Regions from separate parts of the Homo sapiens genome. Here regions 1, 2, 3 and 4 are each linked to region 5. A link is a contact called in ENCODE Hi-C or POLR2A ChIA-PET data. All regions are on one chromosome and are shown on one strand. The core of a region is the stretch at or near the end of the contact, and the rest is flanking DNA. Distances in the headings are between cores, read along the strand shown.

What was found. Hi-C counts contacts between places; a loop is a spot of excess contacts on that map. ChIA-PET counts read pairs that join two places held with the same protein, here RNA polymerase II (POLR2A). Pooled maps may share reads with other maps.
Region 1: a pooled map shows a loop between it and region 5 (7-fold over the local background). The contact joins the enhancer-like site here to the promoter of ZCCHC2 in region 5. A Hi-C loop is called at or near these places in 2 of 37 single-sample maps with no recorded cell type and 5 of 50 pooled maps. POLR2A ChIA-PET finds 5 or more read pairs at or near these places in 1 of 52 experiments (activated B cell).
Region 2: a map of naive thymus-derived CD4-positive, alpha-beta T cell shows a loop between it and region 5 (4-fold over the local background). The contact joins the enhancer-like site here to the promoter of ZCCHC2 in region 5. A Hi-C loop is called at or near these places in 1 of 168 maps with a recorded cell type or tissue (naive thymus-derived CD4-positive, alpha-beta T cell), 1 of 37 single-sample maps with no recorded cell type and 9 of 50 pooled maps. POLR2A ChIA-PET finds 5 or more read pairs at or near these places in 1 of 52 experiments (activated naive CD8-positive, alpha-beta T cell).
Region 3: a loop to region 5 is called in a pooled map, with 4 times the contacts of the local background. The contact joins the enhancer-like site here to the promoter of ZCCHC2 in region 5. A Hi-C loop is called at or near these places in 7 of 37 single-sample maps with no recorded cell type and 4 of 50 pooled maps. POLR2A ChIA-PET finds 5 or more read pairs at or near these places in 1 of 52 experiments (MCF 10A).
Region 4: a loop to region 5 is called in a map of ascending aorta, with 7 times the contacts of the local background. The contact joins the enhancer-like site here to the promoter of ZCCHC2 in region 5. A Hi-C loop is called at or near these places in 2 of 168 maps with a recorded cell type or tissue (ascending aorta and tibial artery) and 5 of 50 pooled maps.

What each region holds. Positions count from the first base shown.
Region 1 is chr18:63,136,868-63,139,567 of GRCh38, forward strand. The region is part of intron 2 of BCL2 (BCL2 apoptosis regulator); the gene reads right to left. Among named protein-coding and RNA genes, the nearest start is that of BCL2, 180 kb to the right of the region's middle. RefSeq lists enhancers at 926-1,792, 1,734-1,783. Within about 2 kb of position 1,309, at least 14 of the 41 ENCODE cell types and tissues checked have a DNase peak (open chromatin) inside an H3K27ac peak, as active enhancers do.
Region 2 is chr18:63,205,741-63,208,440 of GRCh38, forward strand. The region is part of intron 2 of BCL2 (BCL2 apoptosis regulator); the gene reads right to left. Among named protein-coding and RNA genes, the nearest start is that of BCL2, 110 kb to the right of the region's middle. Within about 2 kb of position 1,376, at least 5 of the 41 ENCODE cell types and tissues checked have a DNase peak (open chromatin) inside an H3K27ac peak, as active enhancers do.
Region 3 is chr18:63,097,445-63,100,144 of GRCh38, forward strand. No RefSeq gene overlaps it. Among named protein-coding and RNA genes, the nearest start is that of BCL2, 220 kb to the right of the region's middle. RefSeq lists enhancers at 1,314-1,443, 1,474-1,543, 1,574-1,633. Within about 2 kb of position 1,292, at least 5 of the 41 ENCODE cell types and tissues checked have a DNase peak (open chromatin) inside an H3K27ac peak, as active enhancers do.
Region 4 is chr18:61,736,711-61,739,410 of GRCh38, forward strand. No RefSeq gene overlaps it. Among named protein-coding and RNA genes, the nearest start is that of LINC01544, 10 kb to the right of the region's middle. Within about 2 kb of position 1,406, at least 6 of the 41 ENCODE cell types and tissues checked have a DNase peak (open chromatin) inside an H3K27ac peak, as active enhancers do; they include ascending aorta, where a contact is called at or near this core.
Region 5 is chr18:62,521,678-62,524,377 of GRCh38, forward strand. It overlaps ZCCHC2 (zinc finger CCHC-type containing 2), which reads left to right and starts at 1,348. Exons shown (of 14, transcript NM_017742.6): 1 at 1,348-2,686. The coding sequence starts at 1,748. RefSeq lists silencers at 602-711, 942-1,211, 1,242-1,741, 2,632-2,700 and an enhancer at 2,057-2,630.

The DNA.
Region 1 (2,700 bases), core at 59-2,558, 620 kb after region 5:
GCTGGAGGTGAAGTTAGTGAGCACTGAAGTGGTAAAGGCCAGGGGACAGGACAGAACAGGGCAGTAGATGCACTGCCAATTTTACCACCTGAACACTTCTCTCTCCCTTTACCTTCTCTCCCCAGGATCACTGCTGTGATTTCCAGTCTGATCTCTCTGCCTCTGTCTGAGTCTTGTGCTTTGCCTGTAAATCTCTTCTGTGTACTGCAGCCAGAGTGATCCATTCAGAATCAAATCTGTTGCTTCCATGCTTAAGTCTAAGGTTCCCAATGCTCTGGCTCCAACCTAGTTCTCCTGCTCAGCTTGTCACTCTTAAGTCAACTTTGGTTCATTCAGAGATTCAGCTCAATCATTTTCTGCAAGCAACTTTCTCCAAATCCCTAGGTTGAGCTAAATAATCCTCGGCTGTTCCCTGTTCACAGTATTATACGAAGATCATCTGTTTACATGTCTGCCTTCCCCATTCAACTATTAGCACCTGGAGGTGCAGGACCATGTTTTATTTATCTTTGGATCCCTGGAGCATGTGTCTGTCATACGTTAGGAACTCAGCAAATGTTTGTGGAGCTGAAACAAACTGATTTGTTTTACTATATGGCAGATTTTTCAAACATCCTAATAGATAATATTTTTTTAAAAGGGGAGTATTCAGAGACCAAATAAAGGACTGGCTTAGATAAAATTCAGTGCTTTTTTTTTCTTTCAGCAGCAGCCTCTAGTGTCCTCCTCCCAGGGACTGATGGTTAGCCGGTTCCCAAGGACACAGAGGGATCTGACTGGTCAGTGTCCCTGCTATATTGGTTAGTAAATATTATCACCCCCACTCACAGGTGCTTGATTCTCCAAGAAAGGGAGTAGCATTTTCCAAACTCATTTGGCCCCTAACCCCTCTGTCAAGGAGACTGCTGCTATGTTTGGAGTATTAGGAAGACAAACTTTGACAAGTGCTGCCTAAGAGGGTGAAAGGACAATAGCAGGGCATTGGCAAGAGGGGCAGCATTGGTGCCTGTGGTGCAGGGCAGGGGAGACGACCAGAGGTCAAAGGCTGTTTCTAGACATCTATGCAAACGTAGAGACCACTGGGTATGTCCTGATCCTAGATTCCACCAAGAGGGCTGGAGACTCATTGGCAATACTATCTGTGACTACTGCGGCCACACAGAATCTATGACATGCAACCGTCAGGTGAGAGAGAACGCCAGGAGAAAGAGAAAGGACATGAAGGAGGAAGTGGGGTAGACAGACACTTGTCTTGCAGAAAGAGCGCTCCATGAAGCCAAGCAAGATTCTCCTGACACCAGAGTTGGCTCAGAGCAAGAGGGGGAGCAAGCCGCACTGGCGGCTGGGAGTGGTGGCCGGCAGAGCACACGCAAGGAAGTGAGGACTTTTTTCTACCTGAATAAAGCAGCTGGTGAGGAAGTGACTCCATTTCCCCCCTTATCATCGGCTCGGCAGGATTTCCTCCACAGCCACATTGTGCTGAATGAGTCTAGAGGGTTCCGTCTGCAGAGCAGTGTGGCTTTGGCAGCTGCATGCTTGCTTCTGTCCCCTGTGACTCTTCCTCCCGCACCCTCCCTTTACTCCCAAAATATTGTTTCCGGGTTTGGGGGAAAAGGAAAGGGAAAAAAATAACCCTTGAGCATATAACTGAAGGACACACAGCTGCCTGGGCCGGAGATGGTGAAGAGGCACGGGAGCGTGAGAAGCACAAGGATTTGCCTTCCTCCAGGCTGGCGAAGGCTGCTCCCCAAAGCCATCTCCAGTGCCTGGGGGTTGATCTTGGAGGAACTCTGGGTCCAGGGGGAGGGGCTGGTTGAAACATGGGCCAATGACATTCGTGAAACCTAATCTCCATGTCATTTGGATGTAACAAGAAACCTGCTGGAGACATGGCAGGAGATGAAAAACCCAAACAAAACAAAAACAAAACTTGCCCGCTTACCACAGTTGGTCCAGGGAAGTTCTGGTGTGTTCTGTTATGCAAATTTAGCTAAGAATGCAAATCAGGCAGGGGCCCTCAGGAGCTGGGGAGGCTGAAAAATGAGAAGCCCAAATGGGTGCTTCCTTTCTCTGGCATTATTTTCACAGTTTGAAAATAATGTGCAAAGATGGCTTATGCCATGGGCCAGGGCAGAGGAAGCTTGGCCCCAACCACCTGCTAATGGAGACTTCAGCCGGAGCTGGCTATTCCAGAGATGGACCTCAGAGGATTCCTTAGTCTAATTACCTTCTGGGCTGGGGTAGAAGATGGTGTCTGGAGGGAAGCACAGAACCAAGTTCCCTACTGCCGCACTAGCTATGCAAATACTGCAGGGCACCTGTGGGCTCATGTCCCTCCTGCAAGAAGGTGTGGTCAGTCCAGTAATTCAAAAGACGTACTTCTGAAATAGGTGGAGAAATGCATTTATAGCAAAAAGTGCTAAAAATATGTTAATAGTTATGCTATTTGGTTCACCAGGTTAGTGTAATAAACCATAACAAGAGAGACTAAAGGCCGTATCTATATGACCTTGAAATCTCATCTTCAGCGGGCTTATTCATTCAGTAACCAAACTATTTTTGTAAGGTGCTGAGTATTTAGCTTAAAGCTAAATAAGACACATGCCCTGCCCTATAGTAACTGCTTGGTAATATTCCCAGTGGCTTCCATGGGCCTGATAATTTTCTTAGTACTGAATTCAAAGCACTTTGTGTCTTGTC
Region 2 (2,700 bases), core at 126-2,625, 680 kb after region 5:
TTTGACTACTGTGGTTGGAATAAGCAGCCCCGCTCCCACCCCCTGCTTGCAAAGCAAACTAAGCCACCCGAATAAGTGGACCATGGGGATATAGAGGCAGAAAACTCCCGGCCCCATCCCCAGGCCTCCAGAGAATTTGACACTCAAGCCACGGTGGAGAGGTTTTCTGTTATGAGTTTAGCATTTCTAAGAAAGAGGAGACCACAGGCTTTCCCTGTAGTCCATTTCAAGAGTCTGATAGCTCTCACTGGAAATCTTCACTTCCTTTGAACTTGTACCTTCCTGCTGTGCCTCAGGCCTCTCCCTCTTCTGAGAGTTCTTGTCTCCATGTCTGATCCCTGTGAAAGTGCAGGCATTTAAGGAGGAGGTCTGGGCCCCCTTCACGGTGGTGTCCACACCTCTCCCAGGGGGATGTGCTCGGTAAGTGTGCATGCAGCACCATCTCAGCCCTGTGCATCCTGGACCGCACCAACAAACAGCACCACACAGCTTGGGGACCATGTCCAGATTCACACGCAGACGATAAGCACCGTGGCCAATACCCAAGCGTTAGATAATTAAAGGTCCCTCCAAGGATAAACACAAGTAAGAGTGGAAGCAAAGGAAGTGCACACGCTTGTCTCAAGAAAGACAGGGCATGTAGCCTTTTCCCTAGGATCTCTCATCATCTTCGCTTCTCTTTCTCACATCAAATGATGCCAATTCTTTAACTTTCCTAGGTTCCATTTCCCAATGCTTTCATCAGTTTCACTGTCTTCTGCGAGGCTGAATTTCCCTAATTAAGGGCAGTGGGAGACGCTCCACATTTGGAGTCCCTGTGAGGCAGCAAAGATGGAGAGCTGAGACTGACCATCCAGAATCCAGGTGTGCCTTCGCCACACAGAACAACAAGCATCGTTGATGCCTCTAGTAAGTGCCAGGTGTTGGGTTAGATGCTGTTGGAGATATAAAAGGTGGAGACATCATCTCTGTCACTTAATGAGAGTGACACTGATCGGACAGGATTTAAAGAAGGGGACTCTGGTGTGGGTGGGAAGAGCACAGTGGGAGGGTTGGGGCAGGGGCACGGCCTTGGGACTAGAGTAGGTGGAGGCAGTGGGGCGGGGAGGAGGAAAAGAAGGAAGGAAGAGGCCGGTCAGAGGAAGCCCAAAAGTGGATTCCTGGACACACAGTAAAAAGGGGAGGACGACTTAAAGACGGTTTCCAGATGTGGGGGTCTGGGGAGAAGGGAAGCTTTTACAGCTGCTGACAGAGGCTGACAGATGCAGAGAGGGCTCGTGGTGAGCTGGCTGAATTCGGGGTAAACAAGAGGAGATTTCATGCTTCACCTCAGATGAGGAAATAGGACTAGGAATACAGTTTTATGATTGAAGCCGTGACAGAAAAGCCTTTCCAAAGGAGCACAGTGGAGGAGAGAACTGGAGAAGAGGCACGGAGACCGCCAAGCGTTCCAGGTGCAGGCGGCAGGAGGGAGCCCAGGATGCCGGCAGAGCGAGCCTTGGTCTGTGAACCCCAGGGCCGATGGGCACCGGCTCATCTAATTCATTTGTGTACAGATCCACAAAACTGCACCTGGCTGTGGCCGTCAGTAAGTGCTATATAAATGCTTCATAAGTGTTTGTTGAAGGAAGTTGAAATGTAGTCGTCAGAAGAGTGAGAGGGAAACCAGCGACAGAGCCTTGTAAGTCTAAGAAAAAGAATTCAAAGATGGTCAAGAGCTAACATTGCACAGGGAATTACAGTATTTCCGGAAGACCAAGGGCAACTCTGATTGTTCCAGACTGCCTGGGAGCACCAGAGTCTGATTGTTCCAGACTGCCTGGGAGCACCAGAGTCTGATTGTTCCAGACTGCCTGGGAGCACCAGAGGTCTGGGTGGGGGCAGGAGTCAGTCCACCTGGAACTTCTGCCTCCAGTGCACTGAGTCTGCACGGACCACCAGGGCTGACACTGCCTTACTTAATATGGGGGTGGGGGAAGTCCCTGCGATATATAATGGTCTCAATTTAAATTCTGTGCTGTTTTTATTTTAGCTGTGTAATTTGGAAACTTCAAATAAAAAGCCTGAAAGGAAAGTTGGACTATTTAAGCTTACACAGACTCTATTAATGCTATATGGTTATTCTACCCCTGACTTTGGAAGAAGGAGAAACTGGCATGGGAATACACTTTTCTAAAAAAAATACTATTTAAAAATATGAAAGTTTATTTAACATCTAAGGAAAGGTACTTAATTAGAGGGACACTCAACAAGAAGAATTGAGGATCTAAGTAAATAGTCCCCATCTGCTCCTGGTCCTACCACCTGGCGATTACTTCCTCTTCTTCTCTGATAGATTTTAGCCAACCAATTTTGTTTTATTTGTGCAAGTTGAGAGGCCACCTGTTATGGAATATACTTCCACATTAAACAAAGTGAACATTTCCTATTTCTGTGCTTCCCATATGATTTTTAAAACACAAAGCACTCACTTTCACCTTAAACAGATTTAAGAAATGCTGACTCTGATGAACAGGTATAAACAAGGCAATCTTTTGTTTATGAAAATTGTTAACGACCTACCCACAGAAAGACATGCCCTGCGCCACACTGTACCCCCCACCCCCGCCCACCCGGCTCCCCGATGCTGGTGAATTAATCTATCCACACGTTTTTGCTCATTTCCCTGGCTGTTACCAGCTGAAGTGAAGAAAAGACATT
Region 3 (2,700 bases), core at 42-2,541, 580 kb after region 5:
GCCAGGCACTGTTCCCAGCGGCCCCGCCATGACGTCACTCCATCCTTACGACCTAACCCTAACCCACGCTATGGACACTTTTATCATCGCCCCGATTTTAGACATGAGGAAACTGAGACTCTGAGACACTGTGTCCCTTACCCCACAGTCATTCAGAAGAACAACCACCCCAAATGTGGCTAAGCCAGCCAGTCAACAAGAGCGCTAGGATTGTTACCTTCTTCAAAACAATACCTCTCAGCAAAGCCATCAAATGTCAACCAACACACCAAGGAAGGTCCTTGCAGATGGAACACAGGGAAACTGTTATCTCACAGGAGTGGTACCAGCACGTAAGGGAGTCAAGCGCAGCAAATTCTAAGGTGCAGAGAAATGGACCACTGTCAATTTCCAGGAACTCATTTCACTCCTGTCTTTTCACATTAATGTTTCTCCTTTCCAGGAAAGCCAAGGAAAAGACTTTTCATCCAACTGGCTTAGGAGGCAAGACAGAAACCTTTTCCGCATAAGATCCTATCACAGCTGGGCAAATTCTGTACCTAAATCTTTGGAGATGAGTGGCCTCTCGGTGTTTTCATTATTTATAATTAATTGTTCATTTATCAGACTTTGTGGAGTGTCTCAATGGGCAGCGAGGTGTGAGGCACAGGGAGTATGTGGTAAAGCCCTCAAGCCCTCTGCCTTCACGCAGCATCCATTTGGGGGGATGCACCCCCAACCCAAGGCGGGGGTGTGTGCTGTGGTGTCACAGGAAGTGCTGCCTTTCTCGAATGGGGCTGTGTTTACACAGGGCCAGGAGAACTAGATGCTGAATTGGGGTCAGGCTTCAGGAGTCCTGGCTTTTGGGACCACTTTGACACTTCCTGTCTTCACAGCCGTCATCCTATTTCAGGATTCTTATCCCCAAAACAGGAATATTAACACAGCTCCGCCTGTCTCTGCAGGTCATCAAGAGCAAGCACCTAGTGAGTGTGAAAGCATCTTCAGTGTGGGAGTTGCTGTATAGATGCAGAGTTTTACTACTGAAAGGAGGAATACTACTGTTGATTTGTTTTTGTTTCTCGGTTGTTGTGCGTGTGTTTTGTTGTTGTTGTTGTTGTTTTACCATCTTGGTCCTAAGTAGCTCGTTTGCCGGCCCAGCCTTAATGGCCAGTTGGCTCCAAGTCAGAAGACATGATCTCCTCCCCCATTCTCCATGCCATTGTTTAAAGCCCCTCCTGAGGAATGGGCTGCCTTGGTGTTTTGTCAGTTCAAACCACATCCTGCCTGTTTCCACTTTCCATAAGACAACTCGCAACACCGGTGGTTTTCAGATGTGGCCGGCTTCTTGGTGAAGCGATAGCAGAGGCCTTGTTCACAGAAGTGAAAATAATTCACCCAGTGGTTAGCACATCAGGTGTGGGCATTGAGTGTACCCCGCTCCCTGCTTGATCCCAATCCCTGGTTGGGTTTGGGAGTGGACGGCTGCCCAACCTCCTGGCACTGTCTTGACCCACAGCCTTCTCTGGGATGAGGACTAAGCCAGAAGCAGTAAGGACAGAGGTGTCTCAGGCTGTCCAGGCCTGGCCTGAATCCCATGACAGCAAGGGTGTGGCCTGCAGAAGCTGGAAACGACCACGGTGGCCTTCTAGTAACTTTACAGATGAGGAAACTGAGTCCAGAGAGGGCTGGTCAGTTGCAGGCAGAGCCTGGACTGGCACCTGGGTCTCTGGGCTCCAGGCTCAAGTTCATTCTAAGCAGACCAGTTGTACCCATCGCTGTAATTGAAAGACTTGTTGGCATCAACAGAACTAGTAACTGGGTTTGGTCCTGGTGACCAAGGGGCACATCTCCCAGCTGGAAGCTGTTTGCTAAGAGCAAGGTTACGGCCCGCACTGGGCTACCAAACAACAGAGCAAGCCCACGCTCAGGGCATCAGCAAGCAGGGTTATGAAATAAAACAAACATTTGAAAGAATTCGACACTTGAAGAAGAAAAAGAGGAGGTGAAGGAGGGCAGAAGGAAAGTCGGAAGCAGCAGCAGCAGCCAGTCATCATGAGAAAATCAGAGCTTTGTGGGATTTTAAAACTTGTGGTTTGGAAACGTTTTTATTATTTAGATGCATGAGGGCAGACACCACCATCTTTTAAATGTTCACAGGAGGCCAAAGTATGCAAGAGCCACGGCCTAAAGCAGGGCTGTGGGCAGAGCCAGACCTGGGCCGTCAGAGTCCAGGGAAGGGCTCAGGACCGGGCTGTGCAGCGTGTCCCGAGTGTATCACCCACAGCCCCACGATGTGCAGTGGGCAGACCAGGCCAGCAGACACATGGCCCTCTATCTCTACTTCCTTCTGGGAGGGTCTGGGAGGCTAAGGTAGCCCTGACCATAGAAAACATGGATTTTCCAAGACGTCTTCCCTGGAGACTTCTGCTCTTGAACAATGCTTATCTATCACAAGGTTGAGGGCTCTCCTTATCTTTCAAGAGTATGAGGTGGCCTGTAAATGCTTCACTTATTAACTCAGCTCTGATTCTCCCTGGGAGGCCAAGGGCTGAGTGAAACTCTAACGTGGGCATGTGGACAGCTTGTGGTGCCCTGTAGCTCTGCACCATGGGCCTGCAGGTGCACAGCCAGTCCCATGGCCTCCAGAGGAGCAGCGCAAACCCTTAGCCTGGGTGGGGAAGGAGCACAGCGCCAACAGAACTACTGCTGGAGTGGGCC
Region 4 (2,700 bases), core at 156-2,655, 780 kb before region 5:
GTTACGGGCAGAGAACTCGCCAGGGCTGTTGATGATATTGCTGTTGTTGGTTGGTCTTAGGATTCTCTAGGGAGGAGATGAAATAGAAGGAAAATCTAGGGGTAACAGCTCACAATTGGCCCAGTGACTAAAGGCCACCTTTCAGGGGTTCATTCAGGATTTCCTCGATTCCTGGGCTCACCTGTGAGGCACCAGTTTTCTCCACTTCCTGCTTGTAAACCCATGCATTATAAGCTTTCTTGATGGGAGGACTGAGGGAGAAGATAACCCTACAGTGAAGGGTGCTTGGAGACACAAATAGCTAAAACACACCAGAGGAGGCAATTGATTTTATCCAAGAATCTACCTGAATTTACCAAGGATTACTTCTGGGTATCTTGGAGGATTTGTATCTTAAAGGATCCAAGTTATAAAATTCTAGAGTCATTCATGGAGATGAAAGTAAAACAGTGCTTATTAGGGGCTGGGGGAGTGGGGAATAGAGAGTTAGTGTTTAGTGGGTTCAGAGTTTCAGCTGGGGATGGTAACAAAGCTCTGGCAATGGGTGGTGGTGATGGTTGCATGACTATGTGAATGTACTTAATGCTACTGGAGTATGCACCTAAAATGATTAAAATAGTAAATTTTATGTTATATGCATTTTACCATAACAAAAAAAATTCTAGAGTCAGCGAAGACAATGTTATTTCCTGTATAATCCATATAAACCTACAGCCTACTACTTTTGAAACATAGAAACTTCTCCATGTTTCCAAAATTACATTACCGAGGGATGCCAAAAAGAAAAAGACTTTAAGGGATGGGAGATGCACCTGTATCCATTCTACCCAGAGCACTCACATGAAACATTTCCCAGAGAACATGGCAGCCCAGGTCCCTGTTTCGTTTGCCTCGGTGCCCTGTGCCCCGTGCCCTCCCCATATCCAGGCAAAGCTGCTGAAGACCCAGAGCGGCCTTCTGGTCACCAACCACCTGCTCTTCTGATTTTCTTTCTGAAACATCATTCTCTCTTTCTTTCCCAATTTCAGGAGAGAATCTAATATACTCATTCACACTGAGGTGTAAGGCTCTAAGAAGATGTACACTGCCTGCCCAGGGATATATCCAGTTCACCTGGAAGCTAAGCAAGAAGAATTAAAATACAGAAATGGGAATAAAGTTTGCAACCTCTCCAACCCTTTGTTCCAGGCTGCTTTTTACGCCTCAAAACTTACCAGATTTTGTCTGCACCTCCCAGACAACCTCAGAAATGTGTTTCCCAAAAATCTCTTTCCCTGGTCAGTTTCTCTGTCATGCACTACTTTCAGAAACCCAGACTATCCTCTGGCCCATCAGCCCTCATGCCCAGAGACCCATGCCAAGTTAAGTTGTTCATTGGGCACAGATATGTCTCCAAGGCACCTTCTAAATCTGTCAAGGCCAATTTAGGAACAGAAGGTTGAGGCCAGATGGAAAAGTTGGGAAAGCACCCATGGAGAACAGAGCTAGCCCAGGCCTGGAGGCACAAGATCACTAATCTGATGAGTGGCTCCAATCAAATGAGACCACATGGACATTGGCAAAGAGCATAAGGAAAGTTCTCTCTTCACTCAAGCCTGTAGCCTGTCCTAGAACAAAGGAGCAAAGGTTCTTTCAGCATAAACATTGCCGACTCTCTGGAGGAAAACAGGCTCTTTTTTATATTTACAAAATCAGAACCAGCAGAGGCCAGACCTAGGAATCTGTATTTTTAAAAGGCTCCCCAGGAGCAATGGAAACCACTGGTCTAAATTAAAAAGTGATGACAAATAAAAAAGCCAACATAGGGTGTTTTGTGTTCGCTCTCATTCTATGGTGTTGTGGACATCCATAGAGAATGTGCTATTTATCCTATTTATTTACTTGTTTTTCGAAACAGCAAAAGGATACTGAGATAGGAGACTTTGCTCAACAAGCCAGTGCTAATCACCATAAAGGGTCTGTTGTGTCACACTCTGATGAATCACCACATGTCAGCAGGGACACAGCCAACGGAAATATGTTCTATGGCTTTGGTTTCCTCTTTTCCCTTGATGCATGAAAAAATCCTTTTCCCCAAGCTAAGTTTAGGGCAAGAGGCTCTTTTTGTTTGTGAATGGAGGCAGTCTGAGGGTGAAACAGGATGCCCCAAACAGAAGGAAGGGCCCAAGGAAATCTGCCATCTGGAGAGTGAGCTGTAGGGGCACCTTGGATTCCTATGCAGAATTGTCCTTAGATTTAGGCAACAGCCTGGCGAGCCTGACTCTTGCTGAACAGAGAGGCTGTGCCTCTCTCATGTGAAGAGTGGATGTCATCCACACACGTGGGGGAAAGGACTCCTTCAGGGGCTCATTCCTCCTCCATCTGAGGGCGCTCCCACCAGTCTTTCACTATCTGCCTCCATCCACTGCTCCTCAGTACCTTGGCCTCAGCCCTCTTTGCTTCCTTCTCAGCCTCTCTATTTCTCCCAGTCACCCAGCCTTAGAATCTTTGTGGCCAGGCACAGTGGCTCATGTCTGTAATCCCAACACTTTGAGAGGCCGAGATGGGAAGATTGCTGGAGCCCAGGAGATCGATGGTGCAGTGGGCTATGATCATGCCACTTCACACCAGCCTGGGTGACAGAGCCAGGCTTGTCTCTAAAAATAATACTAGCAATAATGAAAACAAACAAACAAACAAACAAAAATAATCTTTTTCTCT
Region 5 (2,700 bases), core at 98-2,597:
TGAAAACAGTTCTCCCTCTCACCCTTTCATCCCCGAAACTGATTCAGGCTTCAGTTCACCCTTTTACTGAACTGTGAATGAGCCTCTTAGGACATAAACTTGTGAGGTGAACAGAGTTCAGCATATGCTCTCCCAACAGATGTTCCAGCACCACCGCAAAGAGTTACAATGTGATTCTTATCTTTCTGCATACTCCTACTACATAGCTGTAGTAGGACTTCTAAATTTAAAGTCTTAAGATTTTTTTTAACCCACCTTTTAATTAACCCTCAAAAGATCCAGCTGAGTTTTAAAAATTTGGACTATGTTGCTAAAAAAAAAAAAAAAAAAAAAAAAAAGTAACAGTGCGAGTGTAAACATCTTGGAAGCCTAAATCTGAAAAACGTAACAAAACTTTTTTTTTTTAAGTTTAAAGCCTGTCAAGTTGGTAGCTTATTAAATTCCTCCAGTCACATGAAATTCACAGCAGAACAAGGATTCAAAATGGGTTAGGCACCGAAATGTCATTTAGCAAATCAATGATTCCCAAAAGATAGAGGTTTAGGGGCGGGGAAGGGAGAGGCTTTTCCTAAACTATCCAGGAAATAATTTTCACAGAGCGTTACAGACTAGGAGCGTCCCCAGCAGCGCTCACCCTCGGCCGGCCGGGTCCCGCTGCGCACCTCCCGGCCGCGCGTCCCCACCTGCGCACGGTGCCTCCAGCCTGGGCGTGGGCGCGGCCCGGGATCGCGGCGCCGGGGCCGCAAACCGGGGCCGCAAACCAGCGCCGCCACCCGCGTCCGGACCCAGTCCCCTGTGAGCGACACCTGGCAAAGTTTCACAAGGTGGGAGACAGCCCACCGCCGGCTTTCAGGAAGTGCACTGGGCGGTGAGGACTCGAACGAGCTCGTCCCGGGGCTGGCGCACTCACTTCGGAGAAACCCCTGCTCCCGGGACGCGTTCACTCCGGCCGCGCAGGCAGCCCGGGCACCACTGGCGGAGGCGGGGCGGCAGCTGGCAAGCAGAGGAGAATCAGGAGTCCAAAGCCGGGCCAGGGCCCTCAGGAAAGGTGAGAGCGGCCGCGTCCCTCCGCTCACGTGGGCCTCGCACGCTCCTCACCGCTCCCGGGCTACCCTCACGCCGCCCCACGGCCCCAGCCCGCGTCCTCCTCCTGCCGAGCACCAGCCTTTAGGACCGCACGGAAGCCGCCGAGAGGGAGGCGGCCGGCCAGCAGTTGGGCGTGGCTTCCTGGAGAAAGGCGGCCCCCCAGGGGGCGGGGAGAGCGACGTCACCGTCGATTCGCGGTGCTGATTGGCGGAGGTGAGGTGCGCGGAGCCCGCAAGCTTCTCCGCCCGGCCCGGCTGCTCCACCTCCTCACCCAGCCGCTCCGTCCTCACCGGCTCGCGAGGGAACAGCTCAGGCACCGCCGCCCCGGCTCAGCGCGGACGGCGGAGAGAGGGAGGCGGAAGGAGGACACCCTCGCTCGCTTGCTCCCACCCGCACCCGGGCTCCCAGAACCGGCGAGGAGCCCAGGGGGAGGAGCCGTCGCGGGCACGCCCCGCCCCCAGCCCGGGAAGACGACGCCAGCGACCCCGCCGGCCGGCCACCGCCCCCCTCGCCGGCCGAGACCCGCCCCCGGCCCCGGCCCTCCCCCGGCGGCATGGAGGGGCCCCGCTCCTGACGGCCGCGCCGCCGCCTCGGCCCGTGCTCCACCTCGCGGCCCCTCCCGCCCGCCCCCGCTCGCATGTCTGCGCCGCCCTAGCCGAGGATGCTGAGGATGAAGCTGCCGCTGAAGCCAACGCACCCCGCGGAGCCGCCGCCCGAGGCGGAGGAGCCCGAGGCGGACGCGCGGCCGGGCGCGAAGGCGCCTTCGCGCCGCCGCCGCGACTGCCGCCCCCCGCCGCCGCCGCCGCCGCCCGCGGGCCCGTCGCGGGGCCCTCTGCCGCCGCCGCCGCCGCCCCGGGGACTCGGGCCGCCTGTTGCTGGTGGAGCGGCGGCGGGGGCGGGTATGCCGGGCGGCGGCGGGGGGCCCTCGGCGGCGCTGCGCGAGCAGGAGCGGGTATACGAGTGGTTCGGGCTGGTGCTGGGCTCGGCGCAGCGCCTGGAGTTCATGTGCGGGCTGCTGGACCTGTGCAACCCGCTGGAGCTGCGCTTCCTTGGCTCGTGCCTGGAGGACCTGGCGCGCAAGGACTACCACTACCTGCGCGACTCGGAGGCCAAGGCCAACGGCCTCTCGGACCCGGGGCCGCTGGCCGACTTCCGAGAGCCCGCGGTGCGCTCGCGCCTCATCGTCTACCTGGCGCTGCTGGGCTCGGAGAACCGGGAGGCCGCTGGCCGTCTGCACCGCCTGCTACCCCAGGTGGACTCGGTGCTCAAAAGCCTGCGCGCGGCCCGGGGCGAGGGCTCGCGGGGCGGCGCGGAGGACGAGCGCGGCGAGGACGGCGACGGCGAGCAGGACGCCGAGAAGGACGGCTCAGGCCCGGAAGGCGGCATTGTGGAGCCCCGGGTCGGCGGCGGGCTTGGCTCCAGGGCCCAGGAGGAACTGCTGCTGCTCTTCACCATGGCCTCGCTGCACCCGGCTTTCTCCTTCCACCAGCGGGTCACCCTGAGGGAACACTTGGAGAGGCTCCGCGCCGCGCTCCGCGGGGGCCCCGAGGACGCGGAGGTGGAGGTAGAGCCGTGCAAGTTTGCCGGCCCCAGGGCCCAGGTAAGGCGCACGGA